Regions from separate parts of the Homo sapiens genome. Here region 1 is linked to region 2. The links are chromatin contacts, found by Hi-C or POLR2A ChIA-PET in ENCODE. All regions are on one chromosome and are shown on one strand. Each heading gives the region's core, a stretch centred on a gene start or an enhancer-like site at or near the end of the contact. The rest is flanking DNA. Distances are from core to core; before and after follow the strand shown.

The links. A loop is a pair of places that touch in the nucleus more often than their neighbours do. ChIA-PET counts read pairs that join two places held with the same protein, here RNA polymerase II (POLR2A). Pooled maps may share reads with other maps.
Region 1: a loop to region 2 is called in a map of Caco-2, with 20 times the contacts of the local background. The contact joins two enhancer-like sites. A Hi-C loop is called at or near these places in 2 of 168 maps with a recorded cell type or tissue (Caco-2 and left cardiac atrium) and 4 of 50 pooled maps. POLR2A ChIA-PET finds 5 or more read pairs at or near these places in 1 of 52 experiments (activated CD4-positive, alpha-beta T cell).

The regions. Positions count from the first base shown.
Region 1 is chr12:3,645,059-3,648,309 of GRCh38, forward strand. The region is part of intron 11 of CRACR2A (calcium release activated channel regulator 2A); the gene reads right to left. Among named protein-coding and RNA genes, the nearest start is that of CRACR2A, 110 kb to the right of the region's middle. Within about 2 kb of position 1,558, at least 2 of the 41 ENCODE cell types and tissues checked have a DNase peak (open chromatin) inside an H3K27ac peak, as active enhancers do.
Region 2 is chr12:3,340,280-3,343,589 of GRCh38, forward strand. All of the region lies in intron 1 of LOC100128253 (a long non-coding RNA gene), which reads right to left. Among named protein-coding and RNA genes, the nearest start is that of LINC02417, 26 kb to the right of the region's middle. Within about 2 kb of position 1,937, at least 2 of the 41 ENCODE cell types and tissues checked have a DNase peak (open chromatin) inside an H3K27ac peak, as active enhancers do.

The DNA of each region.
Region 1 (3,251 bases), core at 308-2,807, 300 kb after region 2:
CTGCATGTCAGGCACTCTTCTAGCCATCAAGGTCACACCAATGACCAAAACAAAAAGTTCCTGCCTCACAGAACTTGTATTTTAGTGGAGGTATAACTGTTATTGAGAAAATAAAGCAGGAAAGTGGAGTAAAAGAAGCCAGAGTGTGGAGTAGTATTTCAACTACAGTGGTCAGTGACGCCCTCACTAATAAGACAGCATTTGCATAGAGCCTTGAAGGAGCGGGAGAAGCATTCCAGGCAGAGGAGAGGCTAGGGCAAAGCCTTGTGCTGGGATACACCTAGTGTGAGCAAGAAATAGGAGGAAGTAGAGTGCCCAAAGGGAGAGTAGTTAGGAGATGAAGCGAGAGAAAAAGTGGATGGTGGTCAGGACCTGTCTCTTCACAGCCCTGTGGGACACTGTACGAACTTTGATTTTTACTCCAAATGAGATATGAAGCCAAGGGGCTGGGGGTGGTGGGGGTGAAGCAGATGGCAAAGAAGTGTCAAGATCTGGCTTCAGTTTTCAAAGGATCCCTCTGGATGGGTGCTAAGAACAGATTGCTGGGGGCAAGCGTGGGGTCCTGACACTTGACGAATATTTTTAGCAACATGGAGGTCATTGGCAACCTGGGTAAGAACCGTTTTTTTGGAACAGCACGGGGAAAAGGCCTGATTGGTGGGTTGAGAATGTGAAGAAAAGGAGTGGAGACAGTGAATGTGAACAACTCTTCTGAAAGTTTTGTTGTAAAGGGGTTGAAGAAATGGCAAAGCAAGTAGCTGGGTGGGGAAGTGAGGACAAGAGTTGTTAGACAAGAAACATTAGAGTACATTTGTAGGTATCTTCAAAAGAGATAAAACTGACAATGGAGGAGAGAAAGAACAAATGCTGGACTAGTCCTTGAGGAGCCAGGAAGGGACAGGCTCTAATTCTAGAGTGTGAGTTGGGCACGGGGGTAGGGGGTGGCCTCTGTGACGAGTATGGGGAGTACATCCACCGTAACAGAGAAGAAGGCAGAGACATGGGCATGGGAGGAAGCTCTTATTGCATGGTTCCAGCTGTGAAACAGGAGCAAGCGTGAGGATGGAAAAGGAGGAGTCTTTTTTCCAGGACTTAAAGTAGGAGCAGTTGGGAAAGTGAGTTGACTGGGTCGCAGCGCGACTGCAGAATGCACTTGGGGATCACAGTGGAGAATTTCATCCGTTAACACAAGAGGTGGAGAGGGCAGGCCAGATGACCTCAACGTGCTTAGCAGTTTTGTGATTCTATGACTCTTCTGGCCAGTGGCCTCTGAACAAACCCACACTTTTGAAGGGCAAGGGAGGGCACAGCCATGGTTAGGCCCTGATCATCATAATGCAGCCATTTATGGAGCACTTATTGTGGGCCAGGCGCTCCGCTAAGTGTGTTGTAAACTATAGAAAGAGATTTTAGGTGGGGCCTGAGGTGTCACCACCTGGGCAACTGACTTCCAATTCCACCAGTCTTGCAGAAAACATTAGGAATGTGCCAGGGTTGTTTTCAGTTACCTGCATGAGGTGAGCAGGCAGGCACACAGCCAGGGCCTTCAGAATAAGTCAGGAGGGACATGGAGGTTATTTCACAAGTCCTGAGAATGGCAAAGTGAGCTGCTCATGCCAGAGGGATCCTCGCTCCGCGCGGAGCTGTGAGTTAGCACCCTTGCACATGAGCAAGGACCTTGGGAGACCTGGAAAGTCCCACCGTTTTTTGGAAAGCAGGCTGCATTGTTTCCTGCTTTGTGGCTTCCTGCTTTATGGGGATGTAGCCATCCCCATACAGAAGCCTCAGTATTTAAAGAAACATATCTGCTTTTGTTTGCATCGCTGCTCTACTGTGATTCCTACTCACATGTATCATCTAATTCTCAAAAGAAGCCTGTCAGCTAGGCATGGGAAAATTAAGACTCGGGTTGGTTAAGTCAACTGCCCAAGGTCACACAAGCTAATGAGAGGAAGTGCTGGGTTTTGAATCAGATCCAGCTTCAAAGTGCATGTTCCTAATCAAGTGCCCTGAAATTGCTTGCGTTTGTACCCAATGTCCTTCGGATGGCAGCCCTTCTCACCCCGTCACACCCCAGCTGTTGTCCTGATTCCACCACCGTCCCACCCCTACCCTCCCCTGACATTCCCGCTGTCCCCCACCCCCACCTCAGCATTATCTCTCCCTTGATTCCTGGTGGTTTCACTGTGAAGGGGAGATCTGCCATAAGGCCTTCCCTCCACCTCTCAGCTTTCATTAGCCATTGGGGCTTAAGCTTGGTAACCCTGGATCGATGGCACAGAAAGGCCTCAGGCCTTTTGTGATTCTGCACAAATGCTAGCCTCCATTAAAAAGACCCATAAGTATTTGTAGAGAGCTGCCTTGTCATTCTCCCCTGCTCATTCTCTTTGAATCTACCCTTTCATTTTTTTCTAAATGCAATAGAAAAAAAAGACCCCAAACTTGTCCTTATACGTTTTGTTCTCTTCCTTTTACTAAAGTCTTCCTAAGAATCAAGACCTTCGCGCAAATGGATTATAGCCTGGTCACCTAAGAACCCCTTTACATGTTCCCTGGCTCTGGAGGCTGAATCATGTACTGAGCACAATCAATCTGAAACGCATTCAGGTTAAAGCACTTTTCCATTTGGTAGCATCATAGATGCCAGACACAGTGAGCTTCCCTTGCTTTCACAAAAACAAAAACCTTCATAACATAACTAGGAAGTGATTCAAAACCACTTGCACTTCAAAAATCAGAACCCAAAGTCCTTCTGTTTCCTCACCATTCCCCAAGAGGTGCTCAGCAGGCAGTGACTTAGAAACTTCATGGGCAACATCAAAAATTCCATCTTTCCCCACACGGGTTTGTCTTTCTGAGGAGGGGAGGGTGGTGCACATTCCAGACCAGTAAACTTTGAGTTTATTGCTGGGGGTCTTTGAAGGCTGAGAAAGCTTTTTCTTGGTGCTCTGTTTGTGATTCATTTACTCATTCAACAAACATGAACAGAACACAGCCGAGTTACGGATTTCCATTCTGGCCCCATCAGAGAGTAGCTGTGTCGCCTGTGGTAAATTACTTCTTTCCTCTAATATCAACTTCCCATCAGTAAATTCCTGTGAATGAACTGCCCTACTCACCTAACAGTTTTGCTGACAATGAACGAGATAATATTTCTAGCATAGATTAAATGCTCATTAAACCCAGCTCTGCTCGCATGAGATCAAGTACCAAGCACAGTCCTGTGAGGGACTCAGAGGAGTGGGGCAGAG
Region 2 (3,310 bases), core at 687-3,186:
GTACAAACAGATTTGGAGTTAAGATATTATTCTGGCGGATTAATCCCTTTATCGCTAATAATGTCATTATCTGTCTTTTAACAGTTAGAAGTATATATATATATATTTTTTCTGAGACAGAGTTTCATTTCGCTCTTGTTGCCCAGGCTGGAGTGCAATGGCGCAATCTTGGCTCACCGCAATCTCTGCCTCCCAGGTTCAATCGATTCTCTTGTCTCAGCTTCCCGAGTAGCTGGGATTACAGGCATGCACCAACACACCCGGCTAATTTTTTGTATTTTTAGTAGAAACGGGGTTTCTCTATGTTGGTCAGGCTGGTCTCAAAGTCCTAACCTCAGGTGATCCACCCGCCTCGGCCTCCCAAAGTGCTGGGATTACAGGCATGAGCCACCGCACCCAGCCAGAAGTATCTTTAGAGTGGTGGGGGCATGTCTCTCTTCACCCTTTCCTTCTTCCTGTTGGTTGGAATGCTGATGTTGTGGCTGGAGCTGAAGCAGCTCTATTGAACCGTGAGCTGAAAACTATGGGTTGAAAAGGAGTAACAATTAGTTCAAAGATTCTGGGTCTCAGATGGTTTCAGAGCTGCCGTTCATCCCTGAGCTGCTTACCTCCAGACTTAGTTTACATTAGAGAACAACAAACTTGTAGCTTCTTTAAGCTACATGTTTGTGCCAGGGGCACTGCAGTGGGGGCAATAAGACCAGAGGCCCATGGCAGGCAGTGGTCGCCGAGCTCTTCTGACTGTACACCCCCTCAAATTTCTTATTTATAATTTTTATTCATGTACTATTGTCCATTTATATAGCAGGTATTCATCAAAACTTCATTTTGCAGTTTTGAAAGTTAAAAAATAATGAGGGATAGGGATTTCAGTAAGTTTTCCCTGTATCCCAGTATATTGTCTGTTGCCACCTTGGAGACCACTGGTGCAGAGTGTGCATGGAGTGGGTGAGAGCTGAAGGTTAGGTGGGGTCAGGTCAAGAGTGACCTTACATGTGAAGCTCGGGGACTTGAATTAATGTCCTGAAAGTGATGCTGACCCCAGGAAGGTGGTGCTTAAGTTCGAGAAAGAGATGGTGGAGGAATGGAGATAGGGGACAGACACCTGACTGGCGCAGAGGGAGGCCCCATCAGGCAGGCAGTGTGCTCCAGGAAGAGGCAGGAGAGGAAAGACCCCAGGAGTGGGCAGAGGAAGAAGCAGCCAGGTGGGAAGTTGAAACAGAGGCGGGGGTAGAAGGAGAACCAGGGGAGTGGGGGTCCAGGTAGCCAAGGAGGACAGGGTGGGCTGCAGTACTGCATGCTTGCTAAGAGGTCCAAGCAAGGGCTCACCTTTGTCCATGAAGGATACATGGGGATCATAGGGATGCACCATGAAGGGAGGGGAAACGGAGACCTGGAGGTGAATATTTTCAAATGAGAAGGCTGGGAGGGAAGCAGCTAGAAGGTCAGGGAAAGGAAGTGCTTTTGTGTGATGAGGGAGGGCGGCTCGGGCATGCCTAGTGCACTGGGAAAGGCTCCAAAGCCTGCTTAACTCTGCTGCCTCCGGGGAAGGGGACAGGGCTGAAGGAAGGTGAGTGGAAGAGCTCCAGCCACCACTTCCAGCCCTCCTCCTGACTGTCCCAGTGGATTCCCCTCTCTGGGACCTCATTGTACCCCAATTTCCTTTTCCCTGGAGAGTGATATATCAGGGGAGGTAGGTGGGGGAACATGGCAATGGCTGCAGCTGCCCCTGGAGAGGAGAAAAGCAAACATAAGCCACTTGATGTGAGCTTATCTGCCAGCGAATGGAGGGGCCAGGGCTTTGGATAATCCCCCAAATCATTTTTCATTGAGCTTTGAGTGTCTTATGATTGCTGGGAAGCCGACTGGCCTTCCTAAGTGGGTGTTATTTCTGTTCATAGCAGTTGGGAGCTGGGCTTGGGAACCAATTGAAGGAAGTGTTCCTGAGGGGCACCAGCTAGACAGCAGGGGGCAGGCAAGGCAGAGACTCCCACTACGGGTGTAACCAATGCTGGATGCAGAATCACGGACAAGCCTCTGAAGACAAAGGAGAGGGACCGTACCTCCCAGATCCCTGGCCTCGCGACGCTGATCTCTTCCTTGGCCTCTAAAAGGCACATCTGTGTCCTCCCTTTGGCCCTTTGTTCAGGCTGTGGCCTGAATCTGAAACCCCTGCTACTCTGTCCCAATGCTCCAGGGCTCAGGGGGACTCTACCCCTCCCTGAAGGTGGCTATTTCCACCTTCCCAGACCCCCAGGGCAAAGCCCAGCATCCACGGACTGCAGCAGTTGGCCTGGGTGCTTCTCAGCATCTTATTTAACAGACTGACTGATTTGGTTACCTTCCCGAGCTTGTGGACTGAGATGGGGACAGCGGTGCCACACAGTGGGGTCCAGACCCTCTTTCTGGCTCTGCCCTTTACTTGCTGCCTGTGCTTGGCGAGGCAAGCTACTTCCCTCCCTGAGTGTTTGGTTTCCCACCTGCAGGGAAAAGCAGCGGCTCTCCTGCTTAGGTCTTAGAATTACCTGGGGGACTCGTTAAAGTGAAGATCTCAGGGCCCACCCCCAGAGTTTCTGATTCATTAGGTTTAGTGTGAGACCCTGAAGGATTTGCTCCCAGGCAGGGTGACTGATAATCCCCATTTGCCCGGGACAGAGGGATTTCTTGGGATACAGGAGTGCTGTTCAGGGTTAAACCTGGGCAATCCTGGGAAACCAGGATGGCTAGTCACTGCTCCCAGGTGCTGCTGGTCTTGGGACCACACTTTGCATCAATGTTCTCTAAGGTCCCTTCCAACTCTGAAAGTCCCTGTGCCTGCAGTATAAGTACCCTTCACCTCTGAAACAGGCATAACTGGGTGGGACATGAGGGTGGGCCCGTCCTCTCATGCAAATTCACATTTAGGACACAGTTCCTGTTGAAATGATAAAGATCTCCCAGATTGCCCGGCAATGAGCCTCAAGGTGCCTTCCCCCCAGGAAGAGGTTCTGACTGTAGCACAAAGGTGGGATTCAGGGGCAGCCAGCAGGTGCGGGGGCGGTGAATGTCATTGTCAGGATCCATGCCATAGGACATCTCAGAAAGGCAACCACAGATGCCTTGAAGGTGAACTGATGCATTTTGGGGACTTTCATCAGGGCTGGATGTGTAATGGCATGGCTGTGAGACTTGAGGATCATTGTCCTCCTACTGCATCCCCCCGCTCTCCCAAGCAGATGAGGCTCAAAGCACAGAGATGCAGGATGTGTAGGAAGAGCCCAGCTGGCTGGCCAGATGTGCTGGGAGTCCTGGTGAGCAGGGCAGGCTCCAG